3 separate regions of the Homo sapiens genome follow, and regions 2 and 3 are each linked to region 1. A link is a loop called in an ENCODE intact Hi-C map of the cell type or tissue named here. Cell type or tissue: Calu3. All regions are shown on one strand. Region 1 overlaps CORIN (corin, serine peptidase). Region 2 overlaps TXK (TXK tyrosine kinase). Region 3 overlaps LOC101927157 (a long non-coding RNA gene).

Evidence for each region. Hi-C counts contacts between places; a loop is a spot of excess contacts. Peaks named below come from ENCODE experiments on the same cell type or tissue, not always from the same donor. Only the 100,000 strongest peaks of a DNase experiment are listed, where the experiment ranks them.
Region 2: it touches region 1 in a loop (7-fold over the local background); 11 of 110 quality-filtered maps call a loop at or near these places.
Region 3: it touches region 1 in a loop (7-fold over the local background); 15 of 110 quality-filtered maps call a loop at or near these places.

Annotation. Positions count from the first base shown.
Region 1 is chr4:47,701,291-47,709,290 of GRCh38, reverse strand. The region is part of intron 5 of CORIN (corin, serine peptidase); the gene reads left to right. It also overlaps the pseudogene RPL15P7. Among named protein-coding and RNA genes, the nearest start is that of MIR8053, 53 kb to the right of the region's middle. In Calu3, a CTCF peak has its summit at 3,525 (motif pointing left); a DNase peak (open chromatin) is centred at 4,370.
Region 2 is chr4:48,075,230-48,083,229 of GRCh38, reverse strand. It overlaps TXK (TXK tyrosine kinase), which reads left to right. Exons shown (of 15, transcript NM_003328.3): 11 at 3,102-3,318; 12 at 6,764-6,828. Among named protein-coding and RNA genes, the nearest start is that of TXK, 55 kb to the left of the region's middle. In Calu3, no CTCF peak of the experiment used is centred here; DNase peaks (open chromatin) are centred at 2,929 and 3,779.
Region 3 is chr4:47,927,436-47,935,435 of GRCh38, reverse strand. All of the region lies in intron 1 of LOC101927157 (a long non-coding RNA gene), which reads right to left. Among named protein-coding and RNA genes, the nearest start is that of NFXL1, 17 kb to the right of the region's middle. In Calu3, a CTCF peak has its summit at 1,387 (motif pointing right); a DNase peak (open chromatin) is centred at 4,375.

The DNA of each region.
Region 1 (8,000 bases):
AAATAAATAAATAAATAAAGTACTGCAAATTATGTAGCCAGCCCTGGCTGAAGGATTTATCTATCTGTTCAGCTTTCTGCAACTGCCTCTTTGCTGTCTTTTCTATGTCTGCTGCAGAACAATATGACATCTCCTACCTTATTTTTTGTCCTGAAATATATTGCTCTTTTGAGGTTTCAAAGAGATTTGGGTTGTTAACGACAAATGGAAAGGGAGGGAAGTCAAGGCTAAGCTCCTCGTCAGGCCATTGCCCTCTTCTGTTTCTTGCTCAGCTTTTGCTTCCTGGGAAAGTCACAAGCACTTGTAGCTGATAGCTACAAAAGCACAGGGAACACTTGGTTGAACCAAGGCCTGATGTCAGATTTATTTACATTTTAGAGTATTATTCCCCAGTCTTTTGAACATTCTCATTACAGGAGTAGGATCTAACAGCAGTTCTCCTCCCACTGATCTTGCATGGCCAAGATGGCTGCCACCTTGGCTCCTCGCTGTAGGAGAAATGAGCGAAATAAGACCAGAGCCAAAGATTTCGACTAGAGAAAGATTCCAGGCTGCAGCATTTCTGACAAAGGCAATAGGAGGGAAGAAGAGGGCAGTCAGCAGGTGGGAGAGAAGGCACACTTGCTTGAGTCAGCCATTTGCAGGTGGTTGTTGGTATGGAACCCAGAGGCACATAAAAAATGAATAAGATATTAAGGCACCTGTGGTAGGGAGAATAATGACCCCCCCAAAGATGTCCATGTCCTAAATCCTGGGACCTGTAATTAGGTTATGTGGCAATGGAAATTGAAGTTGAAGATGGAAATAAGGGTGCTCCTCATCTGACCTTCAAATAGGGGAATTCTGAATTATCTCATTAGGCTCAATGCAGTCACAAGCATCTTTAAAAAGGTAGGCAGAAGAGGAGAGTCAGAGAAGGAGATGTGATGACAGCCCTAAGATCAAACAACTGCCATGTTACTGGCTTTGAAGACAAAGGGGATCCATGTGCCAAGAAATGAGGGATGCCTCTAGAAGACAGCTTTGCCAACACCTTGATTTTATCCCAGTGAGACCCCTGTTGGACTTTTGACTTCCAGCATTGTGGGAGAATAAATTTCTGTCGTTTTCAGCCACCCAATTTGTGGCAAATTTTTATGGCAGCAATAGGAAACTAATACGGCCCTCTTGAGCATTGATATTAACAGCATGAACTCTGGAGTCAAACTGCTTAGATTCTGATATGTAGCTCCACCACCTATTAGCTATTTTATGGGGAAAGTAACTGGAGCTTTAGTTTCATCCTCTAGTCAACGAGGTTATCACCTCTTGAATGTGTTCTATGGAAAAATGAAGGTAAAGTCTTTAAGACATATACTGTGAAGAGAAAGCACCAGATAAGTATTAGCTTTAAAAGGATCATGGATGCCTGGCTCTTAGCATGGCAAAGGACTTCCCTCCACTCTTACTCCCTTGTAATTTACTACTCCCCTCTTCTTTAGCCCCTGCTAACCCCACACTGACCCCTGGTCCTGTAGGGTCAGTACATACCCAGGTATATTCTCACCAGGGCCCCATTCTTTAGATGCCACCCTTTCCTATTTTCTCATCTAAATTCTCTAATGTCTTTTAAAAAGTAGAAATAAAGAAGATGAATATATTAAGTGCTATCTGCTGAGGTATTAATCACTGATAATGGCTTCATCTCTTAAGGTCCTGTAGTTTTGCCATGTCCAGGACTGTGCCTTTTGTGGAGAGCCTCTGGAAATCTTGGTTAGTTGCAAGATAGAGGAGTCCTTAGGAATTGGCTTTTAATTGAGGACTTTTGGCTTAAGTTAAACGAGTGGGATTCACAGTGAGGAATTTCAGCTGGGAAATATTTTAAGCAGAGAGACCTCCCAGGATTCCTTCGAATTATACCACATTTTATGAAGTTTTTGGCCTCCTGTTCTGTCTACTTTTAAGCAGTCTTGAAATGACTGTCACAAAATTTTCATAGGATAGTTGCTGAGAAAAGTTGGTAGTTTTCTTTTTTTTCTCTTCTTTTAAGAATTTATTAAGCCTATTATACCACGCAGTATGTTTTATACACTAACATACAACTCCCTAATAAGATAAAGCAAAGATAAAAAAGTTTATCTTATTAGAAACAAGATACACCACCACTTATTGTCTTCAAACATTATTGCACTTTAACTTTCTTAATTTGACAAAGCATTCAAGAAACATCTGCAGACTAGTTTTAACAGACAAATAACACCTGTAAGCAGACATGACTGTCCTAAATTGTTTATTAGGTATGAATTTTACAAACTTTACTTGTATTAGCGGTAACGGTGGAGCTGGAGAGTATTGCGCCTTCTCCAAGCTGCCCGGCGAGAACCACAAATAGTGTGGTGGAACTTATGGCCCTTTCCAAGGCCACGGCTCTTTCGGCCTGCAGATGTCAGCCCACGCATCTCCCTGTGCTTGTGGACTGGTTTGGTGATCCATGGGGTGTCAGGATTTCTTCTGATAGCTTTATGGAATGGATCAATGAGGATAACCTCAAAAAATTTGTATGTGGAATCTTCACCAACCCAGTAAGAATTCAGGACTCCCAGAGCCCCACAGTGGCGTCCAGCTCGCTCCTCCGCAACGGACTGAAGGCTTCGAGCAAAATTTTAGCTGGTTAACACCATGATGGACAGGCTTGCCGTAAGTTGCACCCTTAGGAACTGGGCGTTTTCGGCCACCACGGCTAACACAAATCCTATGTATAACGTAACCTTGCTTGGCCTTGTAGCCCAGTTGGCGCGCTTTATCAGGCCGGGTGGGGCGGGGAGCCCTGTGAAGAGCAGAGAGCTGGCGGTACTGCCAGCAGCGGACCCTCAGAAGAAAGCGCGTGACATCAGACTGCTTCTTTCTCCATAGCTCCTGGATATACTTGTATGCACCCATCTTGGCTTACCTGATGGCTGCCGCCAGACGGAAAGGCAAAAGTTGGTAGTTTTCTTGAAAGTCCATAGAGTAGAGCAGTTTAGAGCTTATGATACCAACAAATTTCGGAAGAACTTTTCTACAGCTGTGAAGAATTTCATTTCAATCTGGATACCACGGTGAGAAATTCTAACAGGGATTTGTAATGAGATTATCTTGTAATGAGATCACCTGCTGAAAAATCCATTCAGCATCCACAGAAATCACATTATGTACAAATTAGTAGTAAAAATGTATAAAAAGCCATTTGAAACAAAACTGGCTGAGTAAAAACTGAATTTCTGAAGTTATTGTTTATTATAAGAATGTAAAAAGCAAATTCTAAAATAAATGCACAAATAACATAGTTATTGGTTTATGAGGATTCATATTTTTGTGTTGGCATGTAAAATGCAAAATGATTTTTAAAAGAGCTATGATTTTGTTTTAAAATAAATACTGAAAACACATGAAATAGGATGGTTTTCAAATACTGTTACACACGGGGGGCACTTCACAAATATTTTACGGGCCGTGTGCTTGAATTTATGATGTGGTCTCCCTCTTGTGGTAGGTGTTAAGAAAGGTACTGGCTTCAAAGCAGTTAATAAATTTCTTTCCCTTTTGCTGAAATTTGAATCTGGAAAGCATTTTGAGAGGTCAGGCTACGTATTTTTCATTTTGACTATGGCTTTTGGGAAGCTTGATTATTTTAACAAAAATCAACCGATTGATCAATCTGTCTCCTCCCCCTATGGCCACGTCGAAATCAGTTTTGACTATTAGGAAATCTGACCTAGTTTCTCTATCTTGTGGCCTGTTTTTGGTGTATTGTGGCCAGAATGTATCTCTTAATTTTGGCAGTAGTATTTTCCATCTGCTTTAGAAAGGCTCTAGGTGAATGCAAAGTTTATTTAGTTCATGCTCTACACTTGTCACTCTTCTGGGTCCTTCAGCCACAGCAAGAAACCAAACAGGTAAAATTCACTGCCCTCACAGAGTTTTTGTTCTATCACAAATATAAGCATGGTTTATGAAGACGTAAACCATAAAGACTGACATGTTAGACTTCACGTTTGCAAAACTTTCATGTAGCTGAAGAAGCTATAGATTTAAAAGACAAATACAGGAAACACTGGGAGAAAATAATTGCAACACAAGGAGCTCTGATAAACCAGTCAGGGGGAAAAAAAGCAGTAGAAATGTGTGCAAACAGTAGGAGTAGGCATAAACTGTGAAGGGCTTTCACTTACCTTAAGTAATCATTGGTAGAAGTGGGATTTCATTATTTCAGATTTACTCAGTCGCAATCACAAGCCAAGTATGCCCTTCAGAAAAGATATCTCTTAGCTGAAATCCACTGGGTCGCCATGCCTCTCACCAGTTGAGGGGATCAGGCTGAATTCTTCCCTGTGTGTGCCTCACAGCGACTACGTGCTGAGTATGGCTGCCATCGTGTGATATGGCTTGGGAACTGCACGTGTCCTACCCTTTTGTCAAGTGGAAAAAAATGAACCTTCTCTCAGAAGTATCACCTGTATTCTGAGTTCAGCCCCTCCTCCCACACCCTCCACCACTGACATATCTTCATGTTATGAAACCTCTCGGGGTTAAGCATATTCAGTTGATCGATAGCGTGTTTTTAGAGGAGACTCTGTATCTGCTCAAATTGCAGCAATGAGAGTTCATAGGAATAGGAGCACAGTTTTTGACTTCCCGTTATCTGCTCAATGCGTTCCCTCTTTATGGATAAAGTAGACCATTCTCTGCTTGACTCAGGGCTAATCTTAAGGCCAGATATTTTCTGTACATTTCTTCCCCTGTAGTCTCTCCTGAAACTTCAACCTCTTTGAACCTCTTACCCCTTATTGCCCTGGCTCGTTCTGTCTCCTTGATTGGATGGCTATAGATTGTTCACAGGGGCCATCATTCCTGTTTACCAGTATAAAAGAACATGTGAGTCCTGTGAAGATTCTGGAAACATTTTAGCAGTTTTTCTCCCCTCCCTGCTGAGTGCTTGGATGTTGTGTAACCAATCCTCTAGACTTAGCAAATTGGGAGCTATGACTCTGGAATGCGAGTTAATTAAATTGTGCTTGTATTTAGTTTTACGCAAGGTTAATTTTTTTTTCCCCTGTTAGGTTTAGTCTGTGTGGCTTTGTTATATGCAATCCTGGTAACTAGGGATACTGAGAGAGATTTTATGTAGTGTGCTGTGAAAGGCATGCGGTAGTAGAAAAGCGGAGGAGCCTGGGAGAAAGAATCCAGAGACCTCTGTGTTCCACCAGCGTGTAAATCATTTAACAGGACACAAACGATTAAACAGTGAAAATCAACTTTCCTGAAGCAATTGACTTCCTTTTCTGTTTATGAGCCAAAGAGAAGTTCGTATTAAATAATTCTGTTCCTAGATGTTGTTGTATTAATGCCTGTGTGTGTTGATCACTTGAGACCACTTTCTCCTCCAGTTATCTGGGTTGTTTCAAAGAACCCAGGTGCCCCTACCTTCCAAGTCTAAGTAGATATGCTATATCCATAAGTTTGGGGGTTAGGACCTCAGCTTAACTGCAGGTTAACCCTTTAAGCAAAAGGCGTTTTTCAATAGTTTGAGATGGCCATCTTTCAGAGGTGAGTTGTACACTTCCCAGCCTTAGTAAACAGAACATACTGGGCCTTACCTGATTTGGTGCTCGGCACTTTATGTCCATTACTGATTAATATACTCAGAGACGATCCCAAAGTAGGTGGGATTCAGGTAAGGAAACTGAAGCTCAGAAAAGTTAAGTAATTCGCCAAAGCAGCGCAGATAGTGTAAGTTTAAATACCAATCTCTGCTTTTCTACAAGATTACCTTTATTTTCCTATCTCAGGTCATGATTGTGAATAGTTTCTTTTCTGGTCTGTAGATTCAGTATTAGTGTGGATATCAGGGTGTTTATGAACTCATTTCCTCACCATTAACTTTTTTCTCTTAATTATGGTAGTGTTCAGAATGGAAGTTATCTGATTATTCTGGGGTAGTTTAAGCATGAAGGGTCAGATGTTCAGAAGTAGCTAGGTTTTCCCAATTCTACCTTGACCCAGTGAATATGTGCTGTCACTACCGGCTGCTGCATGGGAGCTGGTGGGTGGGGTTTATGTGGTGAGTGAAGGGAATGGAGAGTATAGGAGGGGCTCCAGCGGAGTGCTGACCTAGGGCTTCAGAATCTTGGCATCCAACCGCTGGTTATCCAATCCGGAAGATAGTTGAGGTCCTACAGTACCAATATCCTGAAGATCAGTGGATTTTTAAAAATGCTAATGCTGAGAAATACCTAATGTAGATGACGGGTTGATGGGTGCAGCACACCACCATGGCATGTGTATACCTATGTAACAAACCTGCACGTTCTGCACATGTATCCCAGAACTTAAAGTATAATAAAAAAAAGAAAAAAAAAGAATGCTAATGCTTTGAAATAGTCAAGTTATGGTAATCAACAATAGAGAGTAGGTAGGAAAGTGATGCAATACATTCTTCATGGGATTGGAAGTGAATTTTTAGACATTAGGGTAGAACCGTAATCTGTTTTTGAAAGATATTTTTCAAAGTTCTTTTCACTGTAAATTTGAAAGAAGTATGTTTTTTTTCTATTTCTGGTTCTCAGGATACATAATATTGTAAAGTCATAGGCAATTTATTTTAGCTTTTAAATAGCCAATACATAAAATGGACTAAAAGAAACTGTGATTAAAAATAAGTTTGGTTAGAGTTGGAATGAAGTCCACAAATTGTTAACTTGTAAAATGAAATTTGTTCAATTTGTACAGTATAGCCCAACGAATAAGAAAAATACCATGGGATGGCTCTTCAAACTGATGATTTTTCTTTGTTTATGTTTGTCCTAAGTCTTTCCATAAACGTTGTGACTGAGTTACACATTTAAAAAAGGTCTAGAAAAAATACTAATATATATATAGCTTTTCAGATACTACCATATGTATGCAAGAGACTATTTTCTTTCCAAATAAAATTTATCTCCTTTATTTTTCTTAGATTTATATGCAATCATTTAACTCTTTTATAGAAACCATCCTGTATTTGTTTAAAATTTGTCAGAAGTAGTTTATATGTTGTTCCATTGCTATCATTTTATGATTCATAGTGAATAAATGCAAAATGTCACTTGAAACAGCCTTATAATTGGAGGAAAGTCTCAAAAATATATTAAAGTATTATTAAACACAATTTTTTTAAAGAAACTAAGTGTTTATTTCCTAAAACAAATTCGGAAGGTAGCACCTCCCAAGAAACCTAAATGAGAAATTATCTTTGAATTTAGAAACATCTGTCTGTCTCATTGAGAGGCAGATAGATAATAAGCAAAAAAGTTTAAAAATTGCCCATGTTTTTTAGAAATTTGAAATTATGTTACTGCACTTCTGTTCAGGAAATGATAAATAACAGAATCATGATGTACATCTTGTTTTCCAACGATTTAAAAAAAATGCTTCCAGGTCATATTTAGGACTTCTCCCTCACCCCTCCCTCCCGCCCTTCCTTCCTTCCTTCCAAAATTGAAATGTAATTAAGATTCTTTAGATTTCTGCTTGGCCTTCAGTTTCTGGCAGTCTCTGATCATAAAGCTTAGCTTCCTGCTTTTTACTCTGCCTTTTAAAAAAAACTTTCTACTTTTTAAATTAGATTTAAAATCTACTGGGTAGGATTTTTTACTGTGACTGTACTTGAAATGTTGAATGATGACATGGAAATGCTTTCTAAATTCTATTTACATTCTCTCTCCTATCAAAGTGCCACCAGTTACAGATCTATTCTGTTGTTTCTTGACAATGTTTTAGAAAATGTTATGATGACTAATTTTTTTTTATAGAGTAATAGCTCTTCCATCATGCTATCAGGCAGGCAATAAGTATACTTAGCTCTTATTTTTAGGAATTTAAGCTGAAGGCCAGATGGCAAAGTTTTCATTGAATCAAAGCATAGCTTTATTTCAAAGGAAAAAAATGAACCAATGAGTTGACTTAATTTCAGGAGTTGTTTGGGATTTTCTCTGAACATTTGT
Region 2 (8,000 bases), 370 kb before region 1:
GGAATCAGGGTGAGTGCTTTTGGGCTCTAGCCCAACAGCAGCATCTAGGGGTGGGTGTCTGCAACTCCCAAAGCCCAAGTGGGTCTGCGTTGTAGTGTGCTCTTTTAGCCTTGTGATCCGCAGATGGCTTAAGGGTTAACCAGCTCAGTGAACCCTCTGCCTTTTTGCAAGGGCAGGGGGCCAGTATGACAGCTTTCTGTATCTCAAGCTCTTGTCCAGTGTCCTGGAAGATCAGGTCACACACAAACTTGAAGGATGCATGTGGGATTTTATTGACTGTTGGAGGTGGCTCTCAGCAGGATGGATGGGAAGCTGGACAGGGGATGATGGGGTAGGAAGATGATCTTCCCCTGGAGTTTGGCCATCCAACAGCCGATTCTCTGACTGGTCCAGCTGAACTCCTCCTGACGTTCCTTCTTTCCTCCCCTTCTCTGCTGTACCATTCTGCTGTTTGTCTATTCATCTCCTCATCTGCTTCTGGACCTGGAGTTTGCGATTTGTATGGGTACAGGATAGGGGGCGTGGTGGGCCAAAAAGCAACTTTTGGGGCACAAAAACAGGAATGGCTGTTCTCACTTAAGGCCATAGGTATCTAGGCTTGAGGGTGAGGACTTTCCTGGGGAAACTGTCATCTTCTACCCAGTATTTCCCTGTCTCCTGTCCATATCAGTGGGGGCTTCCAAGTCATAGGCAGATTCAAAGATTTTCTGATTGACAATTGGTTGAGTTATTATCCAAAGAACTTGAATCAATGGAAAGGAATGTCTTGGTTACTCTAAAGAGTTGTGGAGACCAATACAGATGGTCTGTGTTTATTATGCAGATGAAACTTCCAGGTAGAAGGTTTCAGGGAAAATAGATTGTAAATGTTTCTTAGTAGACTTAAAGAGTCTGTTCTATCAGTCTCAGTGTCTGTGTTGATGTTAATGGTTATGAGGCATGTCCAACTCCCTCTTCCCATCGTGGCCTGAACTAGTTTTACAGGTTAATTTTAGAATGCCCTTGGCTAAGAGGAAGAGTCCATTCAGATGGTTAGGGGCTTAGAATTTTATTTTTGGTTTACATTATGTAATTTGCCTGTAGTCCCACAACAAAACATTGTTAGAGCTTCTAATTGAAATCAAAACTGTGAACTATCTGGGCACAAAAACCCTGATCTTAATGAACATAATTATCAATACACTCTTGGAAAACTAATATATGTCAGAGGGCAAGAGATGGAAAGAGGAGAATTGTTTCAGGATACATTTTTGAGATAAAGTCATCAAGACTTGCTGATAAATTGAATGTGGCAGGTAGTCGGAAGAAACCAGAGGAACAAAGATGATGCTGAGGTTTTGGTGTACATTATTATATCAGGCGAAGGATGGCACCATTTACAAAGATGGGGGAAGACCAAACGGGTTTAGGGGGAAAAATCAAGAATTCTGCTTTGGACATGTTGGATTTGAGAAGCCTGTTATTTATTAGGTGTGATCAAGTGTTGAGGTAAATATATGAGTCTGGGGTTCAGGAAAAAGGTCAGAGTGGAGGGTATTAACTTGAGAGTGATCAAAATGATATGATGATATTTAAAACCCTGAAACTTAATGCGATTACTTAGGGAAAGAGAATGATTAGAAAAGGAGAACTGGAGAAGCCTGCAAAGGGTCTGAAAATATTTAAATAACAAATTTAAATAAATTTAAATGTGTGTTTGCCCTATGATGAATCCCACATACTTCTCTAAACTGAGAAATAATGTGTATTAAGAAGTCCTAGAGTTATAACAAACAAGAATGTAGATTTTCCATTTGCATCTTTCTATGCTTGTGAGAAATATTTGTCATATTTGTTAGACTGAATCACATGCGAGAGTTTGTTTTTGCCTGATTTCTGATAAAGGTTTGCCTTATTTCTGTTAGATTTTTACCAGTGATCTTGATAAGGAAATGCAGTAACATTTCAATTCTCAAATGCTTCCATGTGGGTATCAACTTGGTGGATTTCTTGTGGCAAATTAGTATTTCATCTCAAGACTTGCTTTTCTGCACTTACTCTATATATATGTAAACTGCATCTCTTAACTGAAAGTACACTTTATGAATTCAAAAAGTAAATCAGACAAAATATATATAATATATATATATCTCCAAATTAAGATAATGTTAAGTTCTCTGAATGCCTCTCTTCCACATTAACTGGAGTGTTTTCACAAGCTAATTTTATGGTAATGAGTCAAAAATCGTTCATATACATTGTGTTAAGGTACACAGTCTTCCCAAGTCACTGATTTTATTTTACCTTTATGAATGAAAAGAATGAAAAGAAGCAATAACTTTTCAAGATGCATTTGACACAAGGTACATCTTCTAAAATTATAAGCATTAATTTGAATATTATTTTCCATGATGACTAGTTGGCATAAAAGGCTTTTAGAGATTGAATATAGTATTACACACACACGCACACAAAACCAATAAACTTTTGAAGTCTAGATAACTAAAAAGTTCTGGGTATATTTTAATAGGCAACATTCAAGTCTTTGTGTGTGTGTGTGTGTGTGTGTGTGTGTGTGTGTGTGTGTGATTACCAAATACACTGCAAGTTTTCATGTTGGTAAATGTTTTTTAGTTTCCAACTTTATCTACAATTTTCCTTTTAAAGAACTTCATGCTTTAGAATTTAATTTTTGTTTTCTCTTTTAGTCACTCTTTCCTCCCTCTTGTCTGTCCAGAATTTTTCATCTGGACAGCTGCAGGTAAGAAAGTTGGAATTCAAGGAACAGGAAAGGAAATCTGCTTGACCTAGCAAGGATAAACAGTGATGAAGAAACAAAAGGATTATAAAATGAAGAGGAGAAACATAAAATGCTTACGCGTAGAATATAGTGTATATTCTGTCTCCACTCTGCCTCTGGCATTACCACTTAAACTCTTGACCCCACATTCTCAGTGCATTAAGTGGCAAGGAAACTGAACTACTTCCTCTGTGTTTGGGTTGATTTTTATCTTATCTTGATAATGAGAGTGATAAATAGATGGTAAATACTACCAGTTATGTTCAAACATTTAAAAATGCAAACACAATTCTGCTCACTGGTGTATGTTTTTCTTCACCAGGAAATTATCTCATTCAAAGCTAGTGCAACTTTATGGAGTCTGTATACAGCGGAAGCCCCTTTACATTGTGACAGAGTTCATGGAAAATGGCTGCCTGCTTAACTATCTCAGGGAGAATAAAGGAAAGCTTAGGAAGGAAATGCTACTGAGTGTATGCCAGGATATATGTGAAGGAATGGAATATCTGGAGAGGAATGGCTATATTCATAGGGATTTGGTAAGTATGGTGCAAATTTACTTTTTTTTTTTGTATCATACCTATATTCAGAAGGATGTGACAATTACTTTCAATACTTTGAATAATGTGTCCTTGATTTAATTTTTAAACATTTACCTATTCATGCAATTTGTTGTAAAATGTAACTTTGTTTTCAATTGTCCATTGATGCTGTAGCTGTAAAGGCCGAATGGGTTCACCTTGCCTGCTGCCTAGACAGAGCCGATTTATCAGGACAGAGGAATTGTGATAGAGAAAGAGTAATTCACACAGAACCGGCTGTGCAGGAGACTGGAGTTTTATTATTACTCATATCAGTCTCCCCGAGCATATGGGGACCAGAGTTTTTAAGGACAACTTGGTGGGTGGGGGGAAGCCAGTAAACCAGGAGAGCTGATTGGTTAGGTAGGAGATGAAACCATTGGAAGTTGAAGCTGTCCTCATGCTGAGTCAGTTCCTGGGTGGGGGCCAGAAGATCAGGTGAGCCAGTTAATCGATCTGGGTGGTGCCAGCTGATCCATCAAGTGCAGGGTCTGCAAAATATCTCAAGCACTGATCTTAGGAGCAGTTTAAGGAGAATCAGAATCTTGTAGCCTCCAGCTGTCTGACTCCTAAACCATAATTTCTAATCTTGTGGCTAATTTGTCTGTCCTACAAAGGAAGTCTAGTCCCCAGGCAAGAGGGAGGTTTGTTTTGGGAAAGGGCTGTTATCATCTTCGTTTTAAACTATAAACTATAAATTCCTCCCAAAGTTAGTTTAGCCTACGCCCAGGAATGAACAAGGACAGCTTGGAGGTTAGAAGCAAGATGGAGTCAGTTAGGTTCTCAGTCATAATTTTGCAAAGGAGATTTCATAGCCAAGTAAGGCTTTACTCTAAATATGCCTTGAACTAATTAACCACCTAACCTATCATGTGACTAAAACTGATTTCCTTTCCTTTCCATTCTCCCTTCTTCCTTCTCTTCCTTCTTCTTTCTTTCCTTCCACCTTTCTCTCTTTCAACCCATAATCAAACATGTATCAAGTGCCTAGTATATGCCAAGCATTCTGCTAAGCACTGGAGATACAACAGTGAAGAACAAGTTCCAGTTTTAGTCTCCACTTTATATAAAGAATGTCACCTAGGGGCATAACTGCTCCTGATGTGGAGGTTGTTTGGTCCTAACAGGATTTCAAGAGCACTACTGGCATTATTGAAGAGACTAGGAATGCTAAATTATTTTTTTCTGTAATGCTCAGAACATTCCTATTTAAATAAATGATTGTCTTGCCCCAAACCATATGCTAAGAGCACTGCTTCCCTGCATTGCTACCTCCCCTTGAGTAACACTTTCTGTTCATTCCACATTTATTCGTGATATTCACACTATTCCCTTGATGTCCTTATGTTCTTCCATGTCTCATTTCTAAATCTAAAAATTAACTCAAATGAGAATTGGAGAAGTCTATGAGAAATCCCTGATATCGCCCCTTGGAAGTAATTCTGTGCTTCCATCACACATGATCAAAGTGATCATATTACTCACTGTTCAGGCTGCAGTATTTTGGGGAGAAAAAGGGAGCATAATTACATTGGCCCCAGCACACCTTGGGAAGTATGCTTATCCCACCCATGGCTTGGAACACTCAGGTCATTTGCTATTTACTGCTTCACCCAATAGTTAATTATTTACGTCATTTACACAAATACTAGAGTCTATCTTATGAGACTTAGAGTCTTTGAGATCAAGGCCTAGATATCTGAGATGCCACGCAGTGATTAAGAACACAGGTTGCAAACAGTCATTCTCAAACTTCAGACTTTGGTGCGCATTACAATTACTTGGAAGCTTTTAGAAAAATCGCAATAGCCAGGCCGTACCCCAGACCAATTAAATCAGAATCTCTGTGGCTGAAACCCAGGCATCAATATTTTTTGAAAATTCCCCTGATGAGCCTCATGTGAAGTTGAGGTTGAGAATAACTGCTCTAGAGCCAGGCTAGCTGGGTTGAAATATTGTCTCCGTTTTTTACTAGCTGTGAGACCTTGGGCAAGCTAGTTAACCAGTAAAATGGTATTAATTATAGCACCTTCCTCATATGGGTTTGTTGGGAGAATTACATGAATTAATAAACAGTGTCTAGCATGTAGAGGAGCTCAGCAGTGCTAACTATTGCTATTACAGAGATAGATCATTAAAAAAAAAATCCCTAAAGTCACATTCCCTCGTATCCAGCACCTAGGAGAAATGAGCAGATTTTTGAGTGGATGAATATGGTGTAAACTCCACCTAGCTCACTTTCCTAGTCTCTGCAGGTTTGTCTTTCCGGATAACAATTGGGTGAAAGTTCCGGTCATTTTATTTGCTCTAAATGGCTTCTCACAGGTCCTCCTATTCCTGTTTTTTTTTTCTTGTTTGCTCATTTTCTTTTGTGTTCTATTTTATCTCCCTATATGCTACTTAAAATATGTCCGTGAACAATGAGTCTTTTCCCTGTCAAAAACTTTTCTTGTGGTTTGGTCATTGCTAGGACTTGCTGGCATCTTCTAAACTGGTTACTTGTGATTTATTATTTCAAGTTTCTTGCTTTTGTTGCTTGACTAATTGAACCACAAATTAGCTGAAAAGAGGAAAATTCTATCAAATAGTTTATCTACCTACATGAGGCTAAATAATCAAATCAATGATTTTCTTGATTAAGTTGCTGAAAATGAATTGCTTTGGCATCAGACATATTGTTTCTACATAGCATTATATTCAGTTCATTGTGATAATTTTAATATGAAATTATCACTGTAAATAGTTATCTTTAGTGAGATATGTTTTAAAATATATTTTCTTAATTTTTATTACGTATTAGAGATCCCAAAGATATAAAATGACTATGCCTTATCTGTTATGTATTTTGGGCTTTCCTATAAAGATGTTAAAAAAAATACACTATTTTTATGCCAAGATTCATAGTTGTATCATCTTTCAGATTGAATTAATCCTGAGGGCAGCCTGGGCATGGTGGCTTATGCCTGTAATCCCAGCACTTTGGGAAGCCAAGGTGGGTGGGTCATTTGAGGCCAGGAGTTCAAGACCAGCGTGGGCAGCATGGCAAAACCCCATCTCTATTAAAAATAGAAAAATTAGCTGGGTGTGGTGATGTGTGCCTGTAGTACCAGCTACTTAAGAGGCTAAGGTGGGAGGATGGTTTGACCCCAGGAGGGGAAGGTTGCAGTGAGCCAACATGGTGCCATTGCACTCCAGCCTGGGCAACAGAGCCAGATCCTGTCTCAAAAAAAAAAGTGAAGGCAAACTATTGAATCTATACCATTGATGGATATCACCATAAAAATGACTTGGCGGTACACACAGAGAGGTAGTGTGGGGTCCAAATAACCTAAGGAAAAGGAGAGGAAAAACTCTTGAAATAAAAGCTTGTATTCAAACTTGGATTCTTTTCTTCTTTCCATAGGCGGCAAGGAATTGTTTGGTCAGTTCAACATGCATAGTAAAAATTTCAGACTTTGGAATGACAAGGTACATGCTATGTATATATATATGTATTTTGTTTGTTTGTTTACTCATAAGAGGGAATCTTACATTTGTTTACTGATAAACTGAAGATGCTGCAGGCTGTGTTTTTATCTTCCTAGGTTGTAGGCCTGGTTGTATGGCCTACTGACCCACTTTGAATTTTGGGACATGTACCAATTTTAGCTGTGAGGTAAATGTTTACTGTGGGCTATTCTTCTCATCTTTTAGCAAAACTATGGTATATCTTAAAATTAAAAAAGGAATTTCTTGATACACTGAGAAACGTGAAGAAAAAAGCATTCCTGATATACATATGTTTATGGAAGAAAAAGAAATAAATTTGTTTGCTCAGCTCTGATTTTTCTGTGTCCTCACCAAACATTTCTATTATTAAGTATAGTAGTTGACTTTAAGTCTAAAATTCAAGAGTGTGAAAAATTTAACCATATTTTTCTACAACTCAATATAGTTTAAATTTTGAGCATCCTTTTTTGGGGTGGTGCTAGAAATATAATCACAGGGAATTTGGGGTTTCTCTCTAGCTTCCCTAAGCTTCAAAGTCCAAGTTCTTGTGTCTCGTGGGGCTATAGTACTGGTAGTGAGGTGGCTTACTGGTCCTTTTGTTATCTGTGTGCATGGCATCATTGCAGCCACCATCCTCCGGTCTTGTCTTTGGCTGGCCATTCAAACAGGTAGCTGCTAACACGTACTGAATTTTTTCTGCAAGATTCATTCAGAACTGGCAATTTTTTTTTTCGACAGAGTCTTACTCTGTCACCCAGGCTGGAGTGCAGTGGTGCTCTCTCGGCTCACTGCAGCCTCGACCTCCCAGGCTCAAGCTATCCTCCTGCCTCAGCCCCCCGAGTAGCTGGAACTACAGGCACATGCCACCACGCCCAGCTAATTTTTTATTTTTGGTAGAGGCGGGGTTTCACCATGTTGGCCAGGCTGGTCTTGAACTCCTGACATCAAATATCCACCCACCTCACCTCCAAAAGTGCTGTGATTACAGGTGTGAGCAGTCTCACCTGGCCGGCGTTCTTTATGATTACAAAACTCCATGGTGTGATCTCAGATCTCATTTACCTAGGCACATCCACAGCCATTTGTTCACTGGCATCTTTCTGCCTTTCCAAGGGCTCCACCTGGGGAAAAGAGCACTGGTTCTGTGTCAC
Region 3 (8,000 bases), 230 kb before region 1:
AACCAGGAAGGAGTTAATGAGAGGATGGTCCTAGAAAAGAAAAGGAAACTATCTGGCAAGTGTGTGGATGTGGAAAACATTGGTAATCAATCAGCCATCTTCTGCTGAACCCAGATGTGGCTCAAAAAATCTTTCTTAACACAGATCACTAGAAGATTTCTATCCCTATCTATAATGACATGATTAAAAATGGCTTCTTGTTAATTTGACATTTCAGATACTTAAACAGACCTTGCTTGGGGTATGCTGATGGCATATTTTATTCTATTGTACCAGTAGAATATCCATTGAACTATACATTATGTCTTTGAAGTCCTGTGTTTCCATTCATCTTGGCTGTTCCTTCAATATCTTCACTACAGAAATGTCTAGTCCTGGAGTGGGTGCGTTGTATATAATACCATAACGTATTTCTCTCTGACACAAGTTCTCCTTTTCCTTTCTTTTTCTTCTTGTTCTTGTTATTACTTCTTCATCTGCGTTTTGTTCTTTTTCTCTGTGCCATTTCTTGCCTGTTATAAAAACCTCTAAGACAGTGTAAAGAGGCTTACTGGCTACCCATACCAGGTAGATATGGTAAGATAGGGAGAATGAGGGTTACATACCTGGCTTAGAGCTGGCTCCCAAGAAGAAGCACCCCTAATTACAGCATCCAGGACTAGGGTGAATACTTTGACTCTCATCTGGGCTAGAGATATAGCCAAGGATTCTGATTTGGTGACCCCTGGCCCAAGCTCTATAGTCTTGCTGATGCTTACATTGGACAGGTGGCTGATTCTTGGCTCAAAGTCTTGGGGTAAGGCGAATTTAGCCAACTATTCTTTTTTTCGTGACTCCTCCATGTAGAGAGGAATCTGATGTGCTGAAATTGCACTGTGGGCTTTAGTTTACAGGCACCTGGGGTGCAATGCAGAGGTTCATAATTGGATTCCAGCTTCATCAGGGAGTTTTTTTAAAGACAGGAAACATATGGCTTTAGGGAAATTCATGATAAGAGTGTTGACTTGGGTACATGTGGATGCTAAAGCAGGAACTCATCTTTTAGCAACCCAGACACCAGCCATATTCCAAGTTGATTCTAGACGCCAATTGGTCATCCAGAACTAGCATCTTAACATATGAGGACTAGAACAGGTTTGGCATAAGGACAGGAGTGAGGGTGGGGAGGTGGGTAGGATGAAATCTGAAGATCCTTAATACCTGTGTCTGAGAGGAGCTGGGACTCAGAGATGGTAGATCAGTGAGGGAATAGAAATTCAATCTCTAGTCTTGCCAATAAGTCTGGTGCGTGTTTACCCTGTTCTTCTGCCAACTCTATTATAATATAGAGTTCTCATAGGAAGAGACTGCTTTAACATTTTGCATACATTAAAAAAAAAACCCGTTTCCAACTTAAAATATGGTGTGATTAAGCTTCCTACCATTAGGTGGCAATGTAGGTCTACAATTATAACCTTGAAAGCCCGAAGCTGTTTAGAGATTACAAGCGGTGTAATCAGTGCTCTTTGGCAATAAAGAGTAATATTTCTCTGACACAAATATTTCCAGAAGATTTTAGTATACAAACTATATACTAGTTTGAACTGAAAACATAATCAAATAAAATTTAAAATTTAAATTTAATTGATAAAGTAATAAGACACATTGAAGCATTTGAATATTTCTTAATTTCAGGAAGTTCACCAAGGGAATAATAATAATTACATTACAAAAAGCTTACTGATGTTTAAGACATGTACTAGAGATAAACAAAAGGGGACAAAATGGAGCAAACGGTGTTTATATTAAAATTAAGTTTACATTTTTATTTTTAAAAAGTCCATTGCTTTAAAAAGTCTTAAAACTACTGATTTAACAGTATTGGAAATAAACCTACTTAGGACACTGTAAATTTAGGTAATGTTCTTCCTCGTGTTAACTGAAACTGTGTTATTGGATGCCCAGGTTTATAGACTGTTCAGAATACAAAATATGAATCAACAGGTGTGTAGACTCAAAAGAAATAGTTTGATATCCCCTAAACTAGTTTATCTCTAGGTGAAGAAGAAAGAAAGTGGGGAATTCAAGGAAAGGGAAAGGAGAATGTAGAAAGGCCTCAGAGATCATCTAGTCCATCCCTACTCATTTTACAAATACAAAAATCATGGCCAGGCAATAGTAAGGTTGTTGAGAATGTAGAGTATTAGAAACTGAGTGAGAGTGGGAATCTTTTTTTTTTAAACTGAGTCTCACTGAGGGAGGCAGGAGGCAGCCACATGCCTAGGCAGATAGGGGCAGGTCCCTGGTGAAACACCACCTCCAAGCTGAAGACAGTTTAAAGCCTGAAAGCCAAGCTACAAGTTAAATTCTCAGACCAGATTGAGAACTTGTCTTTCCGTTTGGCATGCTTTCCTCTGATTGATCCCCACCCTTCACCTACTTTACATATACCTACCCTTTTCTGTTGGTTTTCTACACTGTTGTGCCCACCTTTGAGTGATGTCTTCACTTTAATCTTTTTTGCATACTCACAAACCAATCAGCATGCACTTCCTATTCTGAGCCCATAAAAGGCCCCAAGCTCAGCCATACTGGGGGACTTTTTCCCACCTTTGGGTAGGGGAACCACCCCCACTACCCCACGTCCCCGCTTTGCTGAGAGCTTTCCTTTCGCTTAATAAATTCTACTCCACTCACTCTCCAGTGTCCATGTGCCTAATTCTTCCTGGTCATGAGACAAGAACTTGGACCAACTTGGACCTACTTGGACCTACTTGGACCTACACACACGTGCCACCACACCTGGCTAATTTTTGTATTTTTAGTGGAGATGGAGTTTCACCACGTTGGCCAGGCTGGTCTCAATCGCCTGACCTCGTGGTCCGCCCACCTCATCCTCCCAATGTGCTGGGATTACAGGGGTGAGCCACTGCACCCAGATTTTTTTTTTTTTTTTAGTTAGGGTTTACTCCCCTCTCCCAGGCTGTAGTGTAGCGGCTACAATCTTGGCTCATTGCAACCTCTGCCTCCTGGGTTAAAACGATCCTCCTGCCTCAGCCTCCTGAGTAGCTGGGCCTACAGACAGGCATGTGCCACCAGGCCTAGCTACATTTTTTTTTTTTTGAGAGGGAGTCATGCTCTGTCACCCAGGCTGGAGTGCAGTGGCATGATCTCAGCTCACTGCAACCTCTGCCTCCCAGGTTCAAGCAATTCTCCTGCCTCAGCCTCCCAAGTAGCTGGGATTACAGGCATCTGCCACCACGCTGGGTTAATTTTTGTATTTTTTGTAGAGTTGGGGTTTCACCATGTTGCCCAGGCTGGTCTTACTTAACTCCTGAGCTCAAGCGATCTGCCAGCCTCGGCCTCCTAAAGTGCTGGGATTACAGGCATGAGCCACCACACCTGGTCAGTGCTGACTTTTATGTGTACACACAATATCACCTATACAAAGTTTACAAAAAAACACAAAGCATTAAATCGTGTTTATGAATCTGCACATATGATATAGACGTTTAATATCAGCCAGGAGAATGGCAGATGACAGAAATCAGAGTAGTGCTTACTTCTGTGGGGGATGAAGGACAATGAGATGGGAGGGAGGGTGAGAAATACCTAGCACCTCAGCTGTCTGTGCTCTTTCATATCTTTTAAAACAAATGGATCCAAATGTTAAGCAAATGGATCCAAATGTTAAGATTTGATAAAGCTAGCTACAGATATCTGTATATTGCTCTCTATAATTTTTGATATGTTTGAACTATTCCAAAAAAATAAAAAGAGAAGAGTTCAGTATAAATTCACACAGCTAGTTCAGTGGCAAAGCCTGGACTTTTGACCCTGGGTTCAGTGCTTACTTCACTATGACATTGGACTTGATTGCTTTCTACACAGACCAAGTTGAATGCCTTATGGGGTTCTACTTGGTGATAACATGCCTGTTATCCATATGTTTCTACTTTAAGCTGGCCAGAGTGCATGTTGAGTGAATTTGGGACAATGCTTCATAGAATTACATTTTAAGTCTGTCTCTTGATTTCCTGACTGGTTAGAGATGAACGAATGCATTTTTCATCAATGTATCCCTTTGGGATTCTGAAAATAGCAATTTACCACAAAATTACTCACCAGCCTGACAATGTTCGTTCTTAAAAGAGTTGATATTGGATTTCTTGTCAGATTGCCAATTTCTCCTCTTTCCAATTAGATTCATTTTTGTTTTATCTGGGCTGAGCTTCAGCCAGTCTTGGACTTGGTCCAATGAGCTACTTGGGTTATTTCTTCAGAGAGCAGGGAGCCTGTTTACCTGGGTTTCTCACAAAGATTCCAACTTCTCCTCTTTCCAATCAGGTTCATTTTTGTTTTATCTGGGCTGAGCTTCAGACAACCTTGGACTTGGTCCAAAGAGCTGCTTGAGTTATTTCTTCAGAGAGCAGGGAGCCTGTTTCCTGGATTTGTCACAAAGACTCATGATGCCAAGGAGTGCAGGTACTTTGGTGGCACCAAAGTCCATGGTGTTCCATGATCTCCCCCAGTGGTATCATTGCTTACTCTCCTCAGAAAGAATGACAGATGAGCCACCCAGTGGCACTCAAGGGATGAACATTTGCCCACTGTTATCAGGGGGTCTCTAGGATAGGAATATAATTTTCCCCACTCATTTTAAAATTTAATAAATCACTTCCAGCTCCTCACTTTACAAAAAAACAAAACAAAACAAAACAAAAAAACCCTGATAATTAATTGATCTACATTACCAGTATTTCCATTGTTCCATTCACATGTAATTTCACAATGCCTAAAGAGGACAAATACCGGTGGATGGGCTTTACTCAGTATGGATAAACTCCACTGGATAAATTCAGTGTGAATAAATTCCACTGGAGTACACTTAGGGTAGAATAATTCAAATTATACTTTAAAAATGATTGGCTCTAAGAAATCAAATGCAATTGAGACCTACATAAGGAGTTTTGTAGCCAGTAAGAAATTGCAAAAATATGCCAAAGAGGTTTGGTTTCATTAGAAATAACTTTTAAGAAATATTTTCTTGCATTTGTAGAAAATGACGAGGCTTCTGAGCATAGATAGTTGAACGAATTTCTGCTTCGTGAACCCTGAATATATTTTATCAGAAGGTCTAGAGAATAGTTGCCATATGTGAATAAATAGTGATGGGGAGGGGACATGGGACTCTAGTCCAGAAACACAAAGGCTAAGAGAAATATGGACCCCAGACCTGAAGTTTCCAGTTTCCAAAAGAGTCTCATGCTCAAAACACAGCCCTGAACAAAGAGCCACTGCACCTGAAGGATCCATACCATATGGACATGTGGGCTCTGCACTCTGATGACAATAACTAGAAGCATTCTCCAGTGCAGTGGCGATCACATTAGATCTTAGTGACTTTCCACTACAGTATCCAGGATGGGGGCCGGGCTGAAGAATGTCTGAGATAAGTATGTCACGATGGACAAACACTACAAGTTCCTATGGAAAGTTTACAACTTTCACTTGTGCACAAGTTTCTAGATCCTCTTTTCTACTATCTTCCACTCCACCTCCCACGTGTTATCACTTTTTCCTTCTCTATGGGATAGTCCCCATAGTGCACAATGCCTCAAATATTAATACCTGATGCTTGACCCCATTTCTGTTTCCTGTTAACACCCTTTTTCTTTGTTCTCCTTTCTTGTAAAACTATTTTGTAGCATTTGTTCTTGTAGAATTTTTTTCTTATTGTTCTTTCTTGAATCTGACAGAATTAAGACTTGCTACTACCACTCCACTGAAACCTCTCATCAAGGTCACCAGTGACCCCTATATGGCTAAATCTAATGGTCAGTTCTCAGTCCAAGACTTATTAGACCACTTGGTAACACTTGACAGAAATGATCACTCCCTCTTTCTTGAAACACTTTCTTCACTTGGCTTTTGGTCAGTTCTCTGCCTGAACTTCCATCTCCCTTGCTTTCTCCTAATCGTCAGGTCTTTAAATATCAAAGTATTGTGTAGCCATGATATTCACTCCATAAGTGAGCTCATATATCTTATGACACTTTATAATGTCTATGTGTTGAAGACTGCCAAATTTGTATCTCCACCCTCTCCTCTGAACTCCAGACTTGCATATTCAACTACATACTTGATATATCCTTTGGTGAGAACTTGATGTGCCCTAAACAGAACTCATGATATTGTCCTCAAATCCGTTCCTTCCCTAATATTCTCCATCTTAGTAAATGGCACCTACCACTTCTTCAGGTGAAAAACTTTGGGTCATCTTTTCTTGCCTCTTAGTCTCATACCTAATATCTAATCTGTCAGTAAATGTTGTCAACTCAATCTTCAAAATATAACCTGAATCTGACCATAACTCACCTTTTCTACTCCTAGTCCAAACCACCACCTTTCACCTAAACAAGTACAGTAGCCTCTTAACAGGTCTCTTTAATTTCACTCTTGCTTCCCTTCCAGCAATGGTCCATTTCCCTGTAGTAACCACTGTGATCATTTAAAAACATTATTAGATCATGTAACTCCCTTGCCTCAGCTTGCTAAAAATTAAATAAAAAATTCCCACCATAGTCCTACCTATTAAAGGACTTTTGATTACCTCTCCAGTTTAATTGCCTACAACTCTTCTGCCTGCTCATTCTCTTTCAGTGAGATCAGCCTGCCTGCTGTTCCTGAAATACACCAAATATATTACTTTTTCTTGGTCCTTATACTTTCCATTTCCTCATCTGGGGAAATTCTTCCCCCAGTGTCCAGTGGCTTATGCTGTCCCTTTATTCAGGTCTCTGTTCAAATGTCACCCTATTACAGTGGTTTCTGGAACTACCTGATTTAAATTCAAACCGTCTTCACCTTATCTGCCTGCACAGATCATAATTTGACATTATATGTTTATTATCTGTCTTCTCTACTAAAACGAAAGTTCCATGAGTACAGGTCCTTTATTTTATGTATTGCTCATTTCCAGTGCCTGGAAAGTGCCTGGGATATAATAGGGGATCAATAAACGTTTCTTGATTTAATTAATAAACAGGTAAATTTTCCAACCCATCCTGGAAAGATAAAACTCAAGAGCTCAAATTAAGTTGATTGAAAGACTAGAATTACTGAAGCATTACTATTTGCACATCTGAATTTGTAAACCGGGGGTCAGACCTACTACAATTTTAATTCTAGTTGGCCATTCTACCACAAGGCCCTCCCCATCTCAAAGCATCCTATCTCTATATTAGTTTTCCTGAAAAATATTGCTTTTATGATGTTACCTCCCTTTTCTTAAACCTCATAATGGTTATCTACCATCAACATTGAGACCAAACTTTTCTACTTCTGTTTTCAAGGTCTTTGCTAACCCTATTTATCACCTTGGCTGTGGGATTCAACAGAATTTTCTCCATTCTGATCCCAAGCACGGGCTATGCTTATTTTCATATTTAAACTTTGACTCATGACATCCCTACCACTCAGAATGCCTCCTTCCATTCAAATCTCACCTTTCCCTTAATCATTTTCTTAGTTCTCAGCAACTTCATGACCTCTTTATCCTTACCTTTGTACTTTACATACAGTGAACCCTTCCCATCTCTGAGTATGTCTGTCCAGTGCCTGACAATACTGAATATCTGTTAGACTCCATTACTTATTGATTGACAAATTATTTAGCTGAGTATTTGAAAAAATGTATATTAAATATGGTGAGTGCTTAGTTTATTTTCTCTGTTATGAAGGTTATTCTAAAAAAGTAAAATGATAGTCCAGTTTTGTTCAAATTACTTTATTTTAATGAAATTCATATTATACAGTACTTTTTTAATCATTAGAGTATTACTAAGTAGTGCAAAAAAGGATTCAGTCCCCTAAAGTTAGGGCTGGCTAGGAAAGTCAATGTGATAATTTAATTTTTCTAATTTTCCTCTGCCCTACCCATGGCAGAACAGCTTTCTTATTTTGCCTGGTAAATTTGCACTTCATGATATTTTTTCTTTTTCCTTTTTCTTTTCATTCCT